Regions from separate parts of the Homo sapiens genome. Here region 2 is linked to region 1. The links are chromatin loops, found by intact Hi-C in ENCODE. Cell type or tissue: heart right ventricle. All regions are shown on one strand. Each heading gives the region's core, and the rest is flanking DNA. Links, peaks and the distances in the headings are about the cores only. Region 1 has its middle 260 kb from the start of LINC02820. Region 2 holds the start of LOC124903073 (a long non-coding RNA gene).

Region 1 (10,466 bases), core at 980-8,979:
TTTTACAACCTACTGGATCTCCTTATCTGTGTCTTAGTTTACACAGCTGAACACTATGATCTGTCTTCACGGTTTACAGCTCTAGAAAGTGGCTGCTTACTGAAGATATTCTGAAAAAAATGCTGTTTTTTCCTACTTTAAGAAAACTTTATATTTTTCTTTTTCTGATTTTTAAAATAATAAAATATAGCTGTTCTTGAATATTTATTGTTCCTCAATCTATCTTAGTTGCTGGCAATTTGTTTTCAGTGATAACATTTCTCTTACTATTCCATAATTTTCGAGAGAGAGAGAGACATATATATGTACATACAAAATGTACATATTCAGAAAAATATGCATATTTTACCCCCAATTTTTAGTGTTGCCTTTTTTTGTACCCAAGGCAATCTTCTGCAATGGAATTTAATTTTTAAATTATTTTTCTAGTGGAGGACATGCTATTGTTACAAAATACTGAATTTGATTAACATTAGTGGTATACTGAAAAATAGATTTAAATTGAACAGAATCAATGTCCTAAAGATTGAAATATGTCTTAACATCTAGGGACATTAAGAAACATATTCACCGTCACTCCATATAATTGAAGACATCAGTGTCTTTTTATTCAATGTAGAAATTATTATATTTTCCTTTGTAGTTCTTCATTTCATTTAGTCCTACTCTAAGCAAAAATAAAAGCACACTGTGAAAACACTTTAAAACATATAGCATTGTTATGGGTTGAACTGTGTCCGCCCAAATTCATATATTGAAGTCCTCACTCCTTTGTACCTCACAATGGTACTTAGAGTCTTTATAGAGGTTATCAAGTTAAAATAAGGTCATTAAGGTGTCCCCTAATACAATATGATTGATATCTATTTAAAAAGGGAAAATTTGGACACAGAGATGTATACAGAAAAAAAATGTGAAGACGCTGAGAGAAGACATCCATGTATAAGCCAAGAAAAGAGCAGTTTAACAGATACCTCCCTCACAGCCCTCAGAAGAAACTGACCCTGCCTTTACCTTTTCTCTGGCTCCTAATCTTCAGAACTATGAAAAAGTACATTTCTCTTGGTTAAGTCATCCAAGTTGTGGAACTTTGCTAAAGCAGCTCTAACAAACTAATGCAAGTTCTTTAAAATTGTATTATCTTGTGCTTATTAATATCATCTGGTTCTTCACGGTAACAGCAACTTTTGAAATCAACAGCTCCAGGAGACCATACCGGCATTGTCCAATGAGACATAGTCCTCCCTTCTACCTGGATTATTACTTATTGATCATGTCCTACACTCCGTTTGCCCTCATGGGCTTTGATTCCTTAATGTAGAAATTGTATACATAGCCTAGTGATTAAGAGATTTGGGGCCAGACTTTCTGAGTTGAAATACTGACTGCTTTATTTGCTAGCTATGAGTTTTTATGCAATTTACTTTGTCTATGTGCTTTACTAGCTGCAAAATTTGTGAGGCCTACTGCAATAGGATGATGTGGGTTACCTCATAAGAAATGCAGGAAAAAAGTGACATTAAATGTAACTAAAAATTAAACAGTTTTTAAAAATTTATTAATTATAAAATGTAATAGAGAACCATGATACATGAATAAAAACATAAATTTACAAACGAAAAACATTTTGGTGTCATAAATTTATGTAATATAACAAATAGTGAAAGATAAACAAAATATTGAAAAACAGATTTAAATTGAACAGAATCAAAGTTTTAAAGATTGAGATTTGTCTTTGTATCTAGGGATATCAGGGAACATATTCACTCACCAGGATTCTATATCATTGAAAATGTCAATATCTTTTAATACTTTATTAATGTGGTATCTTGATTAATCATAAGATTTTTCTGGATCACTTCTGCAAATTTGTTTATTAAGTCATCAAAACTTATACTTAAATTTTCTAAAAATATGTGTGAAAGTGACATCAATTGCTCTTGAGAAATGCAACGCCACAAATAATTTTCTATTTTGAGAAGAATATTTTTGGTAAACTACTAAAGCTATGTAGAGTATTTATGACTCAATACAAATCTATTTTATGTATTCTGAGTTTAGTTTTAAATTTAAACTTACACAATATTATTTTAACACTTCTTCAGAAATTCCCTGTAACTTGTAGAATCAATTTAAGAAACTAAAAATGGATTCATTATATATATATATATATATAAAGTTCAAAATGCCTGGTAATGCATTTTATCTTCGTATCTTCAATTAGGAGAGAAAATTTAATTTTAGAGTTGCTTTTCTTATTAATTTTAAAGTTATCTTTATTCCAAAAAGATAGTGGACATGCAAACTATTTTTCCTTTAGGAGAGTATGAGAGGAAAAAGCAGCTGACAAACATACTAAGAAGAAAACATCTGAAATTTTAATGAATTTTTAAAGATTAAATGTAAGTTATCCTGAGAATTTAGTTTATTTGAAGATTCATATGGAAATCATGTTCTTTTCTGTTCAATATGGTGATCTTTAAATTTAATTTTTATTTTTAAGACTGTTGATATCTGCTTTCCAATATTGCAGCAGTTTTCAAAACTGGATATTCCAAACACTTTGAAGAATTTTAGCCACTTCCTGGTACGTTTTATTACAACATTTATGTGTAAGTTTTATTTTTTAATTATTTGCTGACATAGTATATTGCCTGTGCATTAACAGTTCTTGTCCAGCCCTCGGTTTAGAGAGTTAATATTTGTGCACAAGCCACAAGGATGGGCTCTGGGGATGGACGATCCAGCCATACTCTCTCCATGGAGCCTAGTGCTGCTGATATATGGAGCCTCACTTCTCTCTTGTGGCTAGAACCACTACTGCCATCTCTACTGCATCTCACCATGGCTCCTAATCTGGACCCAGGTGCCACCTGGTTTTCTTGGGACCCCAGAATACCCCCTGAACTGGCTGAAGCCTATACCTGTGTGATGGGGCACCAGGCCAATTGCTTAAAGCCTAAGGCTCAAAATCCTGAGCCTGCACTTGCATGGACATCCTGAGGCCAATCTCCACCACTTACTGGCTTGCTCTATATCTCATAGACTTTACTTGTAATTCAAAAATAAAAGTATTAGGAATTTCTAGGTGGCAATAGCAGATTCTTTTTAAAAAATGTATTATTGATATTTCTTCTTTTAAAACTCATACTTTAAGTTCAAGGGTACAAGTGCAGTTTTGCTACATAGGTAAATTTGTGTTGTGGGAGTTTAAAACTAAGTGTGGGGCCCTTCTCAGAGTAATGCCCTATACTTTTTACTGTAGAGGTCACATGCCTATATACCTTGCCCTGCCCTGTCTGTGTTTGCTTACTGAACTTAAGGTTAGAATGATAATGCCTACGTTATAAAGTTGGTGATGATGCTAAATGAGATTGTAAATATGAAGCGTTTATAACAGAGTAGACCACATTTATAGCAAGCTCTCTGTAAATATAAGCTCTATTATTATTACAATAATGTGTGAGACACAGTCACTGCTTCAGACGTGTTTGTAATCTAGTTAGAGAGACAGACATGTGGACAATCCACTACAACAATATAATAAATAAATATCACTAGGCATTGGGAATATAAAAATGCCTTGTCTACAAGAGATCTATGGAAGTGAAACTGACATTTATATAATTATTGTTTAATATGATTAGTGTGAGCTCTACTTCCACTTAGGATGTAGAAAATCTCAAGACACAGGACAATGTCACTACTACTCTAATATCAAAAAAAGAAAATAGAAGAAAGGAAAAAGAGAAAGTATAATCTAAGAAATTATAACTTTTCTGAGCTCATCAGAGAATTGAGGTTGAAAGACAACTAGGTGAACTGAATTCCAAAAGGGTGACAGTCCCCTCCAAAAAGATGGTGTACATGCCAACTATTTTTCCTTTAGCAGAGTGTGAGAGGAAGAAGCAGCTGACATAAACATGCTAAGAGGGAAACGTCTAAAATGTTAATGAATTTTTGAAGATTAAATTTGGGAAATCATGAGAATTTAGAATTTCTCGAAACTTCAAACATGAGGTACCTCAGCACTTTCTTACCAGCCTTTTAACATGGGCCTCCACTGGGTGCATGTGAGAAAGACTGGGATCAGAGAAAAGAACCTGACAAGCTCCACCCCCTGTGTCAGTGGTGCAGGTATGCAAATGAGACTACAGTATTCAAATGGTGCTGCTGGAGAACAGACATGAAATCCAGACTCTAGGCAGAGGCAAGAATGCTCAGGGTTTTATATTTTTGCAGTAATACAAAGCAAAGCTACTGGGGACAGACAGGAAATGCACTCTTGGCCTAGACCCTCCTCATCCTTACAAGGCAGAGTTCTGGTCGGCAGGGGATTGGGAAGGGTGAGTTGCTGGGAGATATAAGGAATGCTCAGAAAGCCCCATCCTGGAAGGGTAAGTGTACAGGGCTTACCTAAGACTGAGGCTGGAATAAGAGAACTGAGAAATTTCCCGGCTCCTACCATAAGGCCTGCATGAAATAATAAGCAACAGCAGTAAACTGCTGAGATAACACTAGGAACATGGACAAAGACCCTTTCTGAGTCGTCCCTATGCAGGGCTGCTCAAAGCAACCATGCTGAGAAAAGCCTTCCAACACTCTAGATGTTATACAAAGCACAAGATAGCAGTAGTCCTCAACATAAGGACCCAGGATCATCTCCACTGATATTTAGGCCATAGCAGAAAAGTGCCACGAGATGGCACCAAACCTCAAACACTTCCTGAACAGGTCTGGATTACATAGCTGTACTCCTGGACCACCCATTTTTCTAGATGTATAGTCTAGTCCTAGTCATTGAATGTTTCTTGTCTGTCATTACAACCGTGCATTTAATATTAATGTTTTGCCTTTATTATTACTGGCCATTGTGACATAGAATATCTGTGTTTTTTTTTTAATTTGAGTTTTCTAAAACTATGTATTACAAAAGTGGTATGACTTGAGGAATGTTTTATATATGCAATTGGGTTGGAAGAAGTGATCAAACATGCACACAAACAGAGAGAGAAAGAGAGAAAGGGAGAACTCTAAGATGAAATGAAATAAATGTCCTAGTTGAATTTGTCAAATATATATATATATATATATATATATATATATATATATATATATGTGGCAAATACAGTGGCACACAGGAAATGAGATCATATGTCATGTTTTAGTGTAGTTTCTCATGATCCTCAAGAGTCCTCATGGGACATTAAGCTGTCACTAACATATTTGCAGGATCTGGAAAATGGAATTCTTGCTATATCATGGACATCAAGTAAGGATGGCTATTAACTCTCTAATGCAGAACTACATTTTTAAATTTGCATTTACTTTTAACATTTTTATGCATTAATGATCTTGCCTAAATCAATGATTACTTTGGAGATTATAAAATGGTGATTTGTTACTTCTAGGTTTACGCTGTTTCATTTTATCTCATTTTATTTTGATTCCAAGAGAGAAAAAAAATAATAAATGTGCATCATCAACCCACTGGTTTAGCCTGATAACATATCGGTTTAAAAGTCATTAAAAGGGGCCAGGTGCGGTGGCTCACACCTTTAATCCCAGCACTTTGGGAGGCCAATGTGGGCAGATCACTTGAGGTCAGGAGTTCGAGACCAGCCTGGCCAACATGGTATAACTCTGTCTCTACTAAAAATACAAAAAAATTAGCTGGATGGGGTGGCAGGTGCCTGTAAACTCAGCTACTCAGGAGGCTGAGGTGGGAGGTTCTCTTGAACCTGGGACTTGGAGGTTGCAGTGAGTCAAGATCACACCACTGAACTCTGGCCTGGGTGACAAACTGAGACTCCATCTCAAAAAAACAAAAGCAAAACAAACAAACAAAAAACTCAAAAGTCATTACAAGAAGAAATAAGAGATATTTTAGAAGAAAGATATAAAAAAGGCCTTTCCTAATATATATTTGATGATTTTCCAAGAGGCAAGAGTTCAGCTTACTTGTTCTCCTCATTATGTGGTTGGAGGTTGGGTGTATTAGATAAACCAAGGCAGGCATATTTTTAATTTATCACATTTCTTATCTTGGTCTCCGGGCTCTATATCACTTTATCCTCACTTGATCTCACAAAGTCTTCTATAATTCTCTCCTGTGATCCATACAGTACAGGTGCATTTGCCCCTTCTTATTCCTCAGACATATGCCACTTTGCCAGATTGTCATATAGCTTCCTTCTTCTTGTCTTTCATTTCTTGGATTCAGTGTCCTGTCCCTAGACTGTCCTTTTCAGACCATTCAATATAGAGTATCTGCTGCCTGCTCTGTGTTACAGGAGCCTCCTTAAAATCCATGCTAGCATTTGTGATATCTGTTTTTTGTTTTTTTCTTTTTTGGTCCTTTCCTGTCTTCCCCTACTAGAATGTCAGTTCCAGAATAGCAGGTGTCTTGGCAATCTATCCGTTTCTTACTATATCCCACCACCTAGAGTAGGATTGTAAACAGTGTTTTTTGTTTTTTTTTTAATATAAAAGCACCTTTGTTTATTCACTTCTTAAACTTTTACCTTTTCACTTTCTTATTATTAGGTATAAAATATGGATTTACATGTAAAAAAAATATTTAATGGCCCAGGAGTCCTGCTTCTTTTAGTGGCAATTGTAATTCGGTTCAACCCTCTCAGTAAGGTAGATTAAGAAAGTGTGTATCTGCGTATGTGTCTGTGCATGTGCACACATGTGCATTTGGAGTGCTAGGAAGACAATTATAGGACCAAATTCCAAAATAAAAGAAAATGAAACTTAGAGAAACATGAACCTGGTATTTAGCTCAATTTTTTCCTTTAGGAGTATCTGCCAATTCAGGAAGAAGTGGTTGGTGAGATCAAGAAGTTGTTGAGAGTTTTTGGAAAATTCATAGAAATGAAAATAAAAATTGGGTTCAAATTTTGCTAAGAGACATTGGTAATTCACCAACAGTTTTAATTAGGATTCTGATGATCTACACCCCTCAAATAAGGGGAAAATATATTTGCAACTTCTAATTTAAATTCTTGATAATATGAAGGTCACTCTGGTCTATTGATAGCCCTAGACACTTGCATAAAGAAAAATCAACCTACTCTAGAGGATAAGAAAATTATCCTGGACCTTAAATCCTTTTTGCATATTTTTATATTGAACCTTGCAAACAATGAAGAGCAACTGGGCAAATGAATAAACAGATGATGTAGCAGAAAAGAAGAGAACTAGAGAAATAATAAATAATAGTAAATAAGAATCAAGACAGGCCAGGCACTGTGGCTCATGCCTGTAATCCCAGCACTTTGGGAGGCTGAGGTGGGAGGATAACCTGAGATCAGGAGTTCGAGATCAGCCTGGCCAACATAGCAAAACCCCGTCTTTACTAGAAATACAAAAAAATTAACCAGGCATGGTGGTGTGTGCCTGTAATCCCAGCTACCTGGGAGGTGGAGGTTACAGTGAGCCGAGATCACGCCATTGCACTCCAGCCTGGGCAACAAGAGTGAAATTTCGTCCCCCCAAAATAAGTAAATGAATAAATAAAAAAGACCTACTGCAATGGTTTCTAGTAAGCAATGCAATGCATACATTGAAAGCTGAATAATCGCTTTCAGTGCATGCATTGATTTCCAAAAAGAGTAAGTCATAATTTCTTACTCTCCTCCCTCCCCCAGCCCATTTCACCTTTTCTCTATGAAAGGCAACCTCCTTGTTCCAGGGCTTATCCTAAGGTATCATTGTGCTCTTTGTCTCCTTTCTTTCTGTCATACTCTACACATGATTGGTTAGGAAATATTTACTTTTATTCCAAAATATAGACAAATACAGTTGCTAATAATTTCTCATCACATCCACAGCTACCACCTTGCTTCCCTATCTTACTGAATGCTTGTAGCCTCTGCTTACAGTCTTAACACAGCAGTCAGTATAGTCCTATTAAAGCATAAATAAAACCAGATTGCTGTTTGCTCAAAATTTTGCAATAGCCACCCTTACACTCAGACTAAAAGTAAAATCCATAAAATGGCTTACAATGCTCTAAGCCTTTCCAAATCCATGTCATGGCCTTAGAGACAGCTGTATGTCTGTATCATGTATTTATCTTACCCCAAATCTTCTATAATAGTGTGTATCATAGGATGTCAATTAACTACAACTCTGCATTTTCCTATAATATACATGTTTACAGTGAGCAGAGAAGTGTTTTGTTGACACTGAAAAAACTGCAATGAAAACTATATACTGGAAGGTTATATCAATCCTTTTTAAAAACCTTATGATTTTGGTAGCAGAATGATGTTTCAGTTGTCATCAATGAAGAAATTTTTCAGGGAATAGTGGGAAGGGGGGATGGTTACTAGGGGTAGTATGAGGAAGATCTTTGTAGTGCTAGAACAGTTTTTTTTTTTTTTTTTGGAGACGGAGTTTCGCTCTGTCGCCCAGGCTAGGGTGCAGTGGCACAATCTTGGCTCACTGCAAGCTCTGCCTCCCGGGTTCACGCCATTCTCTTGCCTTGGCCTCCCGAGTAGCTGGGACTACAGGTGCCCGCCACCACACCCGGCTAATTTTTTTTCTTTTTTTATATTTTTAGTAGAGACGGAGTTTCAGGGTTTCACCATCATGGTCTCGATCTCCCGACCTCTTGATCCGCCTGCCTCGGCCTTCCAAAGTGCTGGGATTACAGGCGTGAGCCACTGTGCCCAGCCGAACAGTTTTTAATTTTGATTATGTTATACAAATCTTCACATGTAATAGAATTGCAAGAACTAAATACACAATACACACACACATGAATAAGTGCATGTAAAACTAGTGAATCTGAAGAAACTGTGTATGTCTTACCTTGATTGATGGGCATCAATTTCTGTTTTAAACAACTAATAGTTTGCTTTCATCATTTTTGCTTTCATATAGTATTTTCTGATTATATAAATCTCCCTTTGAGCACCAGACAGCTATTTTATTAACCAATTTTAATCTCCTGATAGTCTAAAGATAAAAATAATTGTATATACACAGCTCTTAACTTTTTTTTTTTTTTTGCTTTTGAGTAATGTTTCATGATTAAAGCAATTCCTCATTGGACTCCAGAGAATTCTTTTATTGATCTATTTCAATCTAATGGTGGTTTAAAGATAAATAAGCTTGACTATAAAAAACTGTTTTGGAGCAGAGAAGCTAGAAACTAGAGCACAGCCCTGATTGTCATATAGTTCTAAAGACTTGTTTATCACACTATGTTTAGAGGTACATTTCAATTAAAGATTGTCAAATTTTGGAAGTTGAGCTTTTCCTAAAACATAGGTTCCCCAGAGCTTTCAGGGATCTATTTTGTTGTTGTTGTTGTTGTTTGTTTCTTTTCTTTTTCTACATAAATGCAAGGTATAACTACTTTTTAACTATAATTAATTTTCTTCAATCAAATTAGATTATGTAATTAAACTAAAATTAAAATAATGAAATAGAAGGTAAGACAATGCTATATGACTGTTTATTTTAAACCTTGTTTTAGCAAGATGAGTAATACATTAATAAATCCAACAACCTTGGTTGCTGTCACCGTGACCTGGACCCTCCTAGTCCACATCCTGAATCAGGATCTTGGACGTCACCCACAGTGGAAGCTGTGCCATGTGAGTGGAAAAAATGGAAACCACATTTTGATATTCAGTTCTGAGGAGGAAACTCTTTTGTCAAAAACAATTTGTTTCACAATTTTAATTTCAATTATCTACAGCCTGATAGCTAAAATGTGCTTTCCTTTTGTTTTGATTTGCTGAGGAAGCACAGATCAATCTACATGGCCACATGCACACAGCTGCCAAAACCGTTCCTTATAAAAAGGATAATTTCTACACAATGGGGAGAGCAAGTACATTTCCTGCCCCTCTCAAAATTATATCTGTCTACTTTGGCATAAGAAAATAATTCCCACCTTACTTTCCCAAATTAACATTAAATTTGTAATAGGTGAGCAAATTATATATTTAAATATCATGTATTATAAGACAAATAATTGAAATTTACCTTGATAGCAGTTTGGTTTTGCACAATTTTTTACACATAAATACATTTTATATATATATATCTTTTATATATATTATTGTTGTTTATAATAAACAATATTATAATAATAGAATATTGGTTGACTTCTTAAAACATTTAAGAAAAAAGAAAATCTTAAAAAATAATAAGCCAATTTTTATACAGCTTTTTATAGGTTTTTTGTTCGCAAAATAATGTGATAATATTTTATGTGGAAGACTTATATTCTTGCAATAACATTTACTAAAATTCTAAGTTCCATATACTTACAAAGCTTTTGACACTCAGGGAGATGTTATAAATAACATTAGACTAGATTCAAAATTCTAAAGTTTAGAAAACCATTGTCAATGGTATATTTAACTTGTAAATCTTTTTCTTCAGAAACAAGTTTTAAAAAGCAACCTGCAACTCTTTATATTCATATTTTGTTTAGTTTA
Region 2 (10,466 bases), core at 915-8,914, 130 kb after region 1:
AGAGATGGGGTTTCACCATGTTAGTCAGGATGGTCTCGATCTCCTGGCCTCGTGATCCACCCGCCTCGGCCTCCCAAAGTGCTGGGATTACAGGTGTGAGCCACCGCGCCTGGCCCAGAATCTTTCATTATTTAAAATATTGTCTTTTTTTTCTATCATATACCTGAAACTTGCTAATAGAGGAGATCTTAAGTGTTCTTGCCATCCCCCACAAAAAAACCAACCATAACTATGTGAGATGATAGATATGTTAATTAGTTTGTTTTTGGCAATTATTCCACAGTGTATATGTATATGAAAATATCAAGTTGTACACAGTAAATATCTAAAATTTTTATTTTCCAAGTATACTTCAGTAAAGCTGGGAAAAAACACATTTAAGAAAAAAACACATTTAAGAAATATATACTCCATATAAACTTCATTACGGCAGGTATAGTTATCTGCTTTGCTCACTACTGTATCTCAGGGCTGAGAAGCCCTAAGATAAGCTCTTATAAAAGGATGAAATATGGAGTATAGGATAAAACATATTAGACTTGAAATTTTCACAGCTGTACATACAAGTCTAGTATAGTTTTCAGGGCTTTATAATTAGGTATTCACTTTTGCTTTTTTGGGAAGGAGACTCAACAGGAGATGAAATGTGTGTTTCCTGTGTTGCATGTTCCTGCACAGGTACTTCGAGGACAGTAGATCTTCCCACCCCTTCTAAATACTCTGTGTGTGTACATTTTTGAGATTACATATTTGGATTTTATGTTTTTTTTAAAAAAAAAGAAATAAAATACTGTCCTTTTTTTTTTTTTTTTTTTTTTTTTTTTACTTTTTGCATTAGAACACTACCCTCACTTGGTTTTCTACTTAATTTTGGGGTAGTTCTATCTCAGTTTATTATCCTAGTTCCTCCTTATCTCCCCAAAATGTAGACAGTGCAATGTTCCAGGGCTCAGTCCTTGGACCCCTTGTCTCTGTACTTACAGTTTTCTATTTATATTTACTCCCTGTGTGGTCTCATCTAGTTTCATATCCTACTAACAACTGTATGCAGATTAGTCTCAAATTTTGTTTTCCACTCGTACCTATCCCCTAAACTGCAAACATATTCATCCAGTTGTTTCTTTTACACTTGGCTGTCTAACATGCATCTCAAACTTAACTGGTTCAAAACACGGTTCTTAGTCTTTTTCCCCCTTAACCCTGTTCCTCTTTCAACTACCCCATAGCATCACCCCCCATCAACCTGCTCTAGCTATAGTTGTCCCACTTCATTATTTGAAGTTCATTATATGAAAACACCATCTTTACTCATCTGGTAGCGTATCACAGATCCCACAGAATATGATTTGCCTCAAAATATTGCCATAAACTTCCCACTTTTCATTAGCCTCCCTACTTCTACCCTGATGCCCTTGGATTGCTGAAAGTTTCTAAATATATCCATGTTTCTATCCTTGCCACTGTAACCTGTTTTCCATGTAGAAATTGGAGTTATCCTTTTAAAACACAGTTAGATCCACTGCTGAACTCCTTCCACTGCCATGCAAATCACTAAGCTTCTATAAGGTTTTGGGTTCCTAAGTAATCTCTTTGATCTGTCCCTTGTGACTCTCTTCCTGGTTTACCCTTTTCCTCCCACACCGACTCTTTTTGCTGTTTCTTGCACAAGTCAAACATGTTCCCACAGTGGAACCTGTGTACCTACTACTCCCTCAGATGAAATACTCTTTTCCCCTATATACATTGCCTGCCTTCTCTGCCCTTTCAAGTCTCTCCTCAAATGCCACCTGCTCAGTGTCACCTTCTCTAGCAAGCCAGTCAAAAATATCAATCCCCCTCAGTTCCAGATGCTCATGATACTCCTTTCTTGCTTTAGTTTTCTCCTCAAGTCTTAGAGTCAGTGAATATATTATATATTTTACAGACTTATCTTTTTAAAATTAATCTGTCTCTCCCTAATAGTATGTAAGATTTATTAGGGCAGAAAGTTTTATATTTTGTTCACAGCTTTACTTCAGAATATAGGATAGTAGATGATTAATAAAGATATGTTGAATAAATGAACTGTACACTATAAAAGTGGATAAGGAAGTAATCATGGAAGTATAAGTAAGGTTAACCTTAAAGGACTGGTAGAGTTCCTCAGACAGAGAAAATAAGAAATACTTTGGGCAAGAGAAAAACATCAGTTGAGGCTTTGGCAGTAAGAATTAGTATGTTATGTCTACCAGAGAGAGATGAAATCAACAGAGTGAAGTTAGAAGGTGTATCTTTTATTTTAAAATATTTATTTATTCACAAACAGGATTGATAAACCTACTACATGTTAGCACAAATAGCACATTTTGTGGGGAGTTATACTGTCTTTTCCAAAATATGCAAAATAATTTAATGAAAAGATTGGCATTGCCTTACAGATTTACAAATCTCTTTAATGCTTAACAATAAAAGGATAGGTGGGTGGTATGTTTAGGCTTTGTGTCCCCACCCAAATCTCATCTTGAATTGTAATCCCCATAATCCACATAATCCCCATGTGTCAAGGGAGAGACCAGGTGGAGGTAACTGAATCATAGAGGTGGTTTCCCCCATGCTGCTCTCTGATAGTGAGTGAGTTCTCATGAGATCTGATGTCTTTACAGGTCTTTGGTACTTCCTCCTGCATTCATTCTCCTTCCTGCTGCCCTGTGAAGAAGGTGCCTTGCTTCACCTTTGCCTTCTACTATGACTGTAAGTTTCCTGAAGCCTCGCCAGACATGCTGAACTGTGAGTCAATTAAACCTCTTTCCTTTATAAAATACCCAGTCTCAGGCAGTTATTTATGGCAGTATACAATTGACTAATAGTGTGCCACTACATTAATTGGTTGAAAAATGTTGTTTTGGTAAAAAAGGAAAAGGTCTTCACACAAAAATGTACTTGGAAAAGAGGATTATTTTAATAGGTTTTTCAGCTAATTGAAACTATTCATTTTTTATGAAGTCAAGCCTTGAATATTTGTAATTTTTTGAAGGTTAGCCGTTACATAGAATCTAAAATATCAATAAGCTTTGATACTCACTTGTTAGATTAAAATTCAATGCTCTATCTTGCAGTGCAAATGGATTTTTGATGCATGCATGAATTTGTAACGTTAGGCATGAATATTTGGAAAATGTGGGTTATGTAGATCTTTCAAATGATAATAGACATTATATGATATTTTAACATCGCATTCCTTAATATCATCGCTGATCCCATCAAGTAAGTTTTCAAGTATTGGCAAGTTGTCACAATCACAGTGGTGGTACCATTGTTCTAGAATTCTAATTTTTGTTAAAAGCTCAGATTTTGTCAATGATTACACATACTCTCAGTTGTTCAAAGTGCAAAGCTAACTTGATTCATTTTTTAGAAAATATCTTCCAAAAATTCAAATCTGAATAACCATAGTTGATCAACCATTTGTTCTTTTAAGTACAAATGATCTTTCTTGGGTGGAAAGAGAGCCCTTAGTTCAGCTTTTAACTCAATCACATAAGTGCTTTTCTTTCAGGCAGCCCTGTTACTCTGGTATGCACTAATACTTCCAATTTCATCACACAAAATTGAAAAAGCACGTACTTAAGGGTAAATTTTAATACAAATAAAATTATTATGTTTCAATCAGGGATATTTTTTATTGAAGCCACCGTGTGGATACCTGGCAGTGAAGAATGTAATGGCTAGCAATATAGTTTTGTGCCACTACTTTGATTCATGCTAAGGTACAAGCCTATCATTACTTTTTTTTACTGTCAATGAAAAATTGTACAGTGTCTCAATAGTGCTAAAAAAATAGCTTTGACTCAGTGACTTCTCTAAAAGGGTCTTTGGAACTGCATAGTTCTGTGAACCACACGTTAAAAACTGCTTTCCTAAGTGTTTCCGAATTTTAGCATAAGTGCGAGACAACATAAATGTAAGAAACTTACAATAATCATAATTACAATAACTAGGTTAATGCAAAAAACAATTGAAAAGTCATATATTCAAGACAAAATTCAATTAAATAGTAAATATTTTCAGATGAAATGCTATAACCTGCATGCAAAGTCTTCTAAACCTTAGCCAAGGTTTAGATGGTTTATAGAGTTATACTCAGTTACTGACAGATCTAAAATGAACTTCTTCCTGTGATGACATACTGTTTTGGCAATAACAGGAGTCTTGACAATTTTTGAATCTGTATGTCTAACCTGGATACTCCTACTCATATCTAGAGTTACATAGCTTTCTGTAGTTATGAGATATACATATATACACATATATACATATATGTATATACATATATATATACACATATATACATATATGTATATACATATATATATATACACATATATGTTTTTGTCTACAGTCCCTGGTTTATAACTTTCATATCACTTGTTATAAACTTTTGTTATAATGGGGGATATTTTAGGCCTTGGAACAGTCCTCAGGAAACAGAATCTGTCCAATCTTCTTCTGCCCTCCTTTTACCTGCCCCAGTCCTCCCCCACCTTTCTGATTGTGGGGCTTAAGACCCTCACCAAAGAGGGCCTTGCCCAATACCCTGGGCGCAATAATGCTGATGTTATAAAGCTTCCATAAAACTCCAACAGGACTTTTATTTATTTCTCTCAAAAGTTTTACCTAAGAATATATCCTGTGTATTGGATTCTGCTATATCTATCAGGAATCCTAAGCACACTGATGGGTAACTAGAAAGATAAATGATAAGAAAATTCACAGGGCTCAAATACTAAGAAAATAGAGAGTACATGTGATTCATACACCATGAAGAACAAGAGCTTTCAACTTGGACACATCTTAGTCTGATACTTATTCTGTCACATAATATAGTAAACCTCTTAGCAATTTAAGCCTTTCTAAGAACTACTTTATTAACTTGTAAAATAGAGCTAATATCTACCAACATAGCTTATTGAATATTAAATAAAATATATATACATATGTTTAAAAATAATATATAACTAATACTGATTATGTATTAATTATGTACTAATCCATATTAATTATATGGTATATGTTATGTTACACCATGTCATATCATATCATACATTATATCATACTATATATTGAAAACTGCCCATCATATTGTATTTATGAAAAGTATGTAAATACTCAAAAATAATCACAATTTTATAGTTGAAATATGCATATGAAATCAGCTACAGTTTGAATGTAGGCTTACTACTATAGATTAGCTAACAACAGAACTAACAGTTTCCAGATCAAATAATGCAAATTATTAATTAAATGTTCAATTACTGATTGTGATAGAAACCACAGCTGAGTAATTATAAGTATTTGTAACATGTAAATAATTTTCAGCATATTTTTTGTTTTTAATACTGACATGGTTTGGCTAGGTCCCCATCCAAATCTCATCTTGAATTGTAGTTCCCATAATCCCCACATGTCATGGGGGACCCAGTGGGAGGTAACTGAATCATGGGGGCAGTTACCTCCATGCTGTTCTTGTGATAGTTAATAAGTCTTATGAGATCTGATGTTTTTATAAAGGGTAGTTCCCCGCACTCACTGTCTTGTCTGCAGCTATGTAAGATGTGCCTTTGCTTGTCATTCATCTTCCACCATGATTGTGAGGCCTCCCCAGCCACGTGGAACTGTGAGTCCATTAAATCTCTTTTTCTTTATAAATTACCCAGTCTTGGGTATTTCTTCATAGCAGTATGAAAATGGACTAATACAAATACTTTAGTTTATACAATCTTTTTGTTTTTGTTTGGTTTGGTTTTGGTTTTGGTTTTAGTGGAAGAGTTAAATAATGGGCAAAGAATGGTTTCTCATATGACATCCTAGAAAAACAAAAGTATAAGGAAAGAACAGTAGAGTGGTAGAAACAGAGAAGGATAGGGATGTGGTTGACTACAGGGTTAGTCTGTTTTTGTTGCTATAAAATTGCTATAAATTACCCATACCTGAGGTTTGTTCCTATAAATTACCCATACCTGGGTGGGGTTGGGTAATTCATAAAAATGATTAATTGGCTTTTAGTTCTAAAGGCTTCACAGGAAGCATTGTGCTGGAACCTGCTCCTGGTGAGGGCTTAAGGAAACTTCTAATCATGGGAGAAGGCAAAGGAGAGCCAACATGTTATATGGCAAGACAGGAAGCAAGAGAGAGGAAGGAGGAGGTGCCAGTCTCCTTTAAACAACTTGCCCTTGTGCACAAAAATACAGAACAAGAACTCCCTCATTACTGTAAGGATGGTACCAAACTGTTCGTGAGGGATTTGCTCCCATGACACAAACGCCTCCCACCAGGACCCATTTCCAACAGAGAGGATCACATTGTAACATGAGATTTGGAGGGGATAAACATCCAAGACATAACAGCTACCAAGAGTCATAGGTGAATTTTGGGGAGTGATGGAACTGTTCTTTAACTTTATTATGGCAGAGGTATCATAACTCTACGTATCTGTTACAACTTGCAGAACTGAAAAAAAAAATGTGTTCCTTGATTTAAAAATCTAAATTGGGCCTCTGAAACATGAAGCAACAATTTATTGAAATGTTTTAAAAGTATTCAAAGTTACTGTGTTACGTAGACTGAAAAATTATGACACTCATTCAAGAATAGCCCATTTGGAAGATTAGTATCGTTTGAACATTGTATTAGTTTGCTAGGGAAGCAATACGAAGCACCCAGAATGAGTGGTTTAAACAGTAGAAACTTATTATCCTGAATTCTGAAGCTTAGAAGTCCGAGATCAAAAGATTGGCAGTTTTCTTTTGAGTCCTCCCTCTTTGGCTGTACATAACTGTCTTCTACTTCTATCTACACATCATCTTCTCTCTGTACTTCTCTGTACAGAGATTTTCTCTCCTTATAAGGACAGTGGTCATATTGGATTCGGGTCTGCACTAAAATCTCATTTTAATTTAATTACTTATTTTAAGACCCTGTAAACCAAAAATAAAATTCTAAGCCCCGATGATATAAATGAAACCCTCCTCTCAGCTAAGGGCATTCAGAAGTTAACCTGTAAAACTAGTTCAGGCTATCATGAGAAGGAGAAGTCCAACATGCCTCATTACCATTAACACCAACACAGACCTTAGGACTGATAGAACAGATTCTTTGAGTCGGGTAAGAGATACTTACAATCTGTTCTCTTTAGAGCCTGTTACCTGGAGGCTTCAACTGTATGATAAAACCTTGGTCTCCACAACCCCTTATCACAACCCAGACATTCTAATGATTCCAGGTCTTCAAATAATAACTCAGCCAATTGCCAATCAGAAAATCTTTGAGGATCATTGGTTTAAAGTAACTTTTGTTTTGGTCTCAGGTTGTTTTATAAGAATAGGGACATATATTTCTCATTGTTTTTAGGAACTGTTGCTCAGACCAAGGAAATAAAACCCAGGACATATTAAGTTAACATTGCGACTCTGATTCTTTATGCAGATTGCACACAAAGGTGTATATTTGTATTTTCATTCATCTTACATATCTTTTCCTCATAGTCAAATAATTAAAGTAATTTTCAGATACAATAATTTTTCTAAGAATGTTTGGCAAGAACTCTGCCAAACAAGTCTATTTAACTACAAATTGTTGCTTTGCTTATCCCTTGATGTAAAACCAATTTCCTTTTGAAGCCCACCAATCTAGGAACTTTTGCATTTAGGTGAGTGCAAAAGTGATTGTGGTTCTTGCATTGTTGGAATTTGCCATTTGAAAATGGAATACTTTCTTAAATAAATGTCGTTATGTTATACATCATTTTAATGAGCATTTCTTCCTTTATGTTTTTCTGCTAATGACTTTTTACTTGCTGTTTGTTTTATGTTTATTTTAGACTATGGAAATGATGTTAGACAAAAAGCAAATTTGAGCAATTTTCTTATTCGAGTCCAAAATGGGTCATAATGTAGTGGAGACAACTTGCAACATCAACAACGCATTTGGCCCAGGAACTGCTAATGAATATACAGGTGCAGTGGTGGTTCAAGAAGTTTTGCAAAGGAGACGAGAACCTTGAAGATGAGGAGCATCACGGCCAGCCATCAGAAGCTAACAATGAATGACCAGCTGAAAGCAATCATTGAAGCGATCTCTTACAACTACACGAGAAGTCGCCAAGGAACTCAATGTCGACCATGGTTATTTGGCATTTGAAACAAATTGGAAAGATGAGAAAGCTTGATAAGTGGGTGCCTCATGATCTGAGCCAAAATAAAAAAAATCAACCTTTCGAAGTGCTGCCTTCTCTTATTCTACACAACAACAAACAGTTTCTCAATTGGATTGTGATGTATGACAACAGGTGGATTTTATATGACAACTGCCGATGACCAGCTCAGCAGTTGGGCTGAGAAGAAGCTCCAAAGCACTTCCCAAAGCCAAATTTGCACAGAAAAAGGTCATGGTTACTGTTGGTGGTCTGCTGCCAGTCTGATCCACTACTGCTTTCTGAATCATGTCTGGCAAAACCATTACATCTGAGAATTATGCTCAGCAAATTGATGAGATGCATTGAAAACTGCAACATCTGCCGTGTCATTGGTCAACAAAAAGGACCCAATTCTTCTATGCGATAACGCCTGACTGCACGTGGCACAACCAACACTTCATAAGTTGAATGAATTGGGCTACGAAGTTTTGCCTTATCCGCCGTATTCACCCAACATCTTGCCAACCAACTACCACTTTTTTATTTTTATTTATTTATTTATTTATTTATTTATTTATTTATTTATTTATTTATTTTGAGACAGTCTCGCTCTGTCACCGAGGCTGGAGTACAGTGGCGCAATCTCGGCTCACTGCAACCTCTGCCTCCTGGGGTTCAAGTGATACTCCTGCCTCAGCCTCCTGCTGACTACCACTTCTTAAAGTATCTTGACAACTTTTTTGGAGGGAAAATGTTTCCACAACCAGCAAGATGCAGAAAATGCTTTCCAAAAGTTTGTCAAATCCTGAAGCACAGATTTTTACTACAAGAATAAACAAACTTATTTCTCATTGGCAAAAATGTGTTGATTGTAATTGTTCCCATTTTGATTAATAAAGATGTGTTTCAGTCTAGTTACAATGACTTAAAAGTCACCGTCCAAAGCTGCAATTACGTTTGCATCAACCTAGTAGAATAATTATACCATAGACAAGATTACAAAGCAAATGAATTATTTCTCTAACTGAATGCAAATTTATTCATGAAGAGAGTAAAGTAACATTTGCACCAGAAAATCATAGCTGAAGCCAGCAATTTTCCAGAGGGAAATTTGTTAATGAACCTTTAGCTATTCAGAGAATAATCTTTTTCAAAGCTTGATAACATCTATAACCCTCTCCCTAAGACAAAATTTACTAAGGTTTTTAAAAAATAAAAAAAGGGTTTTTTTTCTATTTTTATGAACATAATATTACTTAAACCATCATCTAAATTAGGATTTCTCCACTGCAGCATATCACTGTTTTGGACCAGATAATTCTGATTGTTGAAGGTATAAGGTGCATTTCAAGATGTTTTCCAGCATCTTTGGTCTCTGCTAGGTTCTAATAGCAATTACTCAGTCATGACAATCTAAAATATCTCTTGAAATTGCCAAATGTTTCTTGGGAGACAAAATTGCTTCTAATTAAAAAATACTAACCTAAATATATGTCTACCCTCTTCTGCTCACATTGTACTAAAGGTACTTATTTTCAACCACAGATATGACAGTCAAACATTTTCTGGAAGTCTATGGTATTTCTGGATGCTGCGATGATAAAAATGGACTTTAAATGAATTAATACATGTAGTCATTGAAGAAAAGGGGCCTTTGTTAGAGTTTACAGGGAGAAAAATAATATATTTCTTTAATTGGTAGAAAGAAGATACTTGAGTTAAAGATTTGTCTTCTCTATGCTGACTCAGAAGCTGTGTTAGGACCCATGACTGGATGTTACAGTGAAAAATACTAAAACGGAATAGAAGAATTTAAATAATTAGAACTTTGCTAAAATGATGTTTAAATGTTTATTAAAAATTACTTAGGATTACCAAGGATTTAAAAACTAAAAATGATTTTTTTTTGTTGGGGGACATAATATTACTTAAGTCATCATCTAAATCAGGATTTCTCAAATGTAGCACTATTGCTATTTTGGACAACACACTTAAATTACTACTGCGTATTAACTATTGATAATATACCATCTTGAATTACCAGCTCAGGTTATCCATACATTTCAACTATTGTGGTATTTATATTTTGATAATTTGTAAGAGTCTTTTTTAAAGAAAAGCCATTAACTTTTGCTTGCTATATGTAATACATATGTCACTACTATATTTAATTTTTTCACTTTTTGATTATTTTCAATATAGAGCTCTTGTTAATTTTTTTTACTCCAAGCCATTAATATGTTGCTATTATTTATCCATTGCTTTTATGTCTAGTAAGCTCTTTCCCATAATTAGA

What was found. A loop is a pair of places that touch in the nucleus more often than their neighbours do. Peaks named below come from ENCODE experiments on the same cell type or tissue, not always from the same donor. Only the 100,000 strongest peaks of a DNase experiment are listed, where the experiment ranks them.
Region 2: it touches region 1 in a loop (2.1-fold over the local background); 2 of 110 quality-filtered maps call a loop at or near these places.

Annotation. Positions count from the first base shown.
Region 1 is chr12:85,571,190-85,581,655 of GRCh38, forward strand. No RefSeq gene overlaps it. Among named protein-coding and RNA genes, the nearest start is that of LINC02820, 260 kb to the left of the region's middle. In heart right ventricle, for the core only: CTCF peaks have their summits at 4,699 (motif pointing right) and 4,899; a DNase peak (open chromatin) is centred at 4,672; H3K27ac peaks cover 215 bases.
Region 2 is chr12:85,700,239-85,710,704 of GRCh38, forward strand. LOC124903073 (a long non-coding RNA gene) reads left to right here and starts at 5,727. Exons shown (of 2, transcript XR_007063576.1): 1 at 5,727-6,399; 2 at 7,856-10,466. In heart right ventricle, for the core only: no CTCF peak of the experiment used is centred there; no DNase peak of the experiment used is centred there.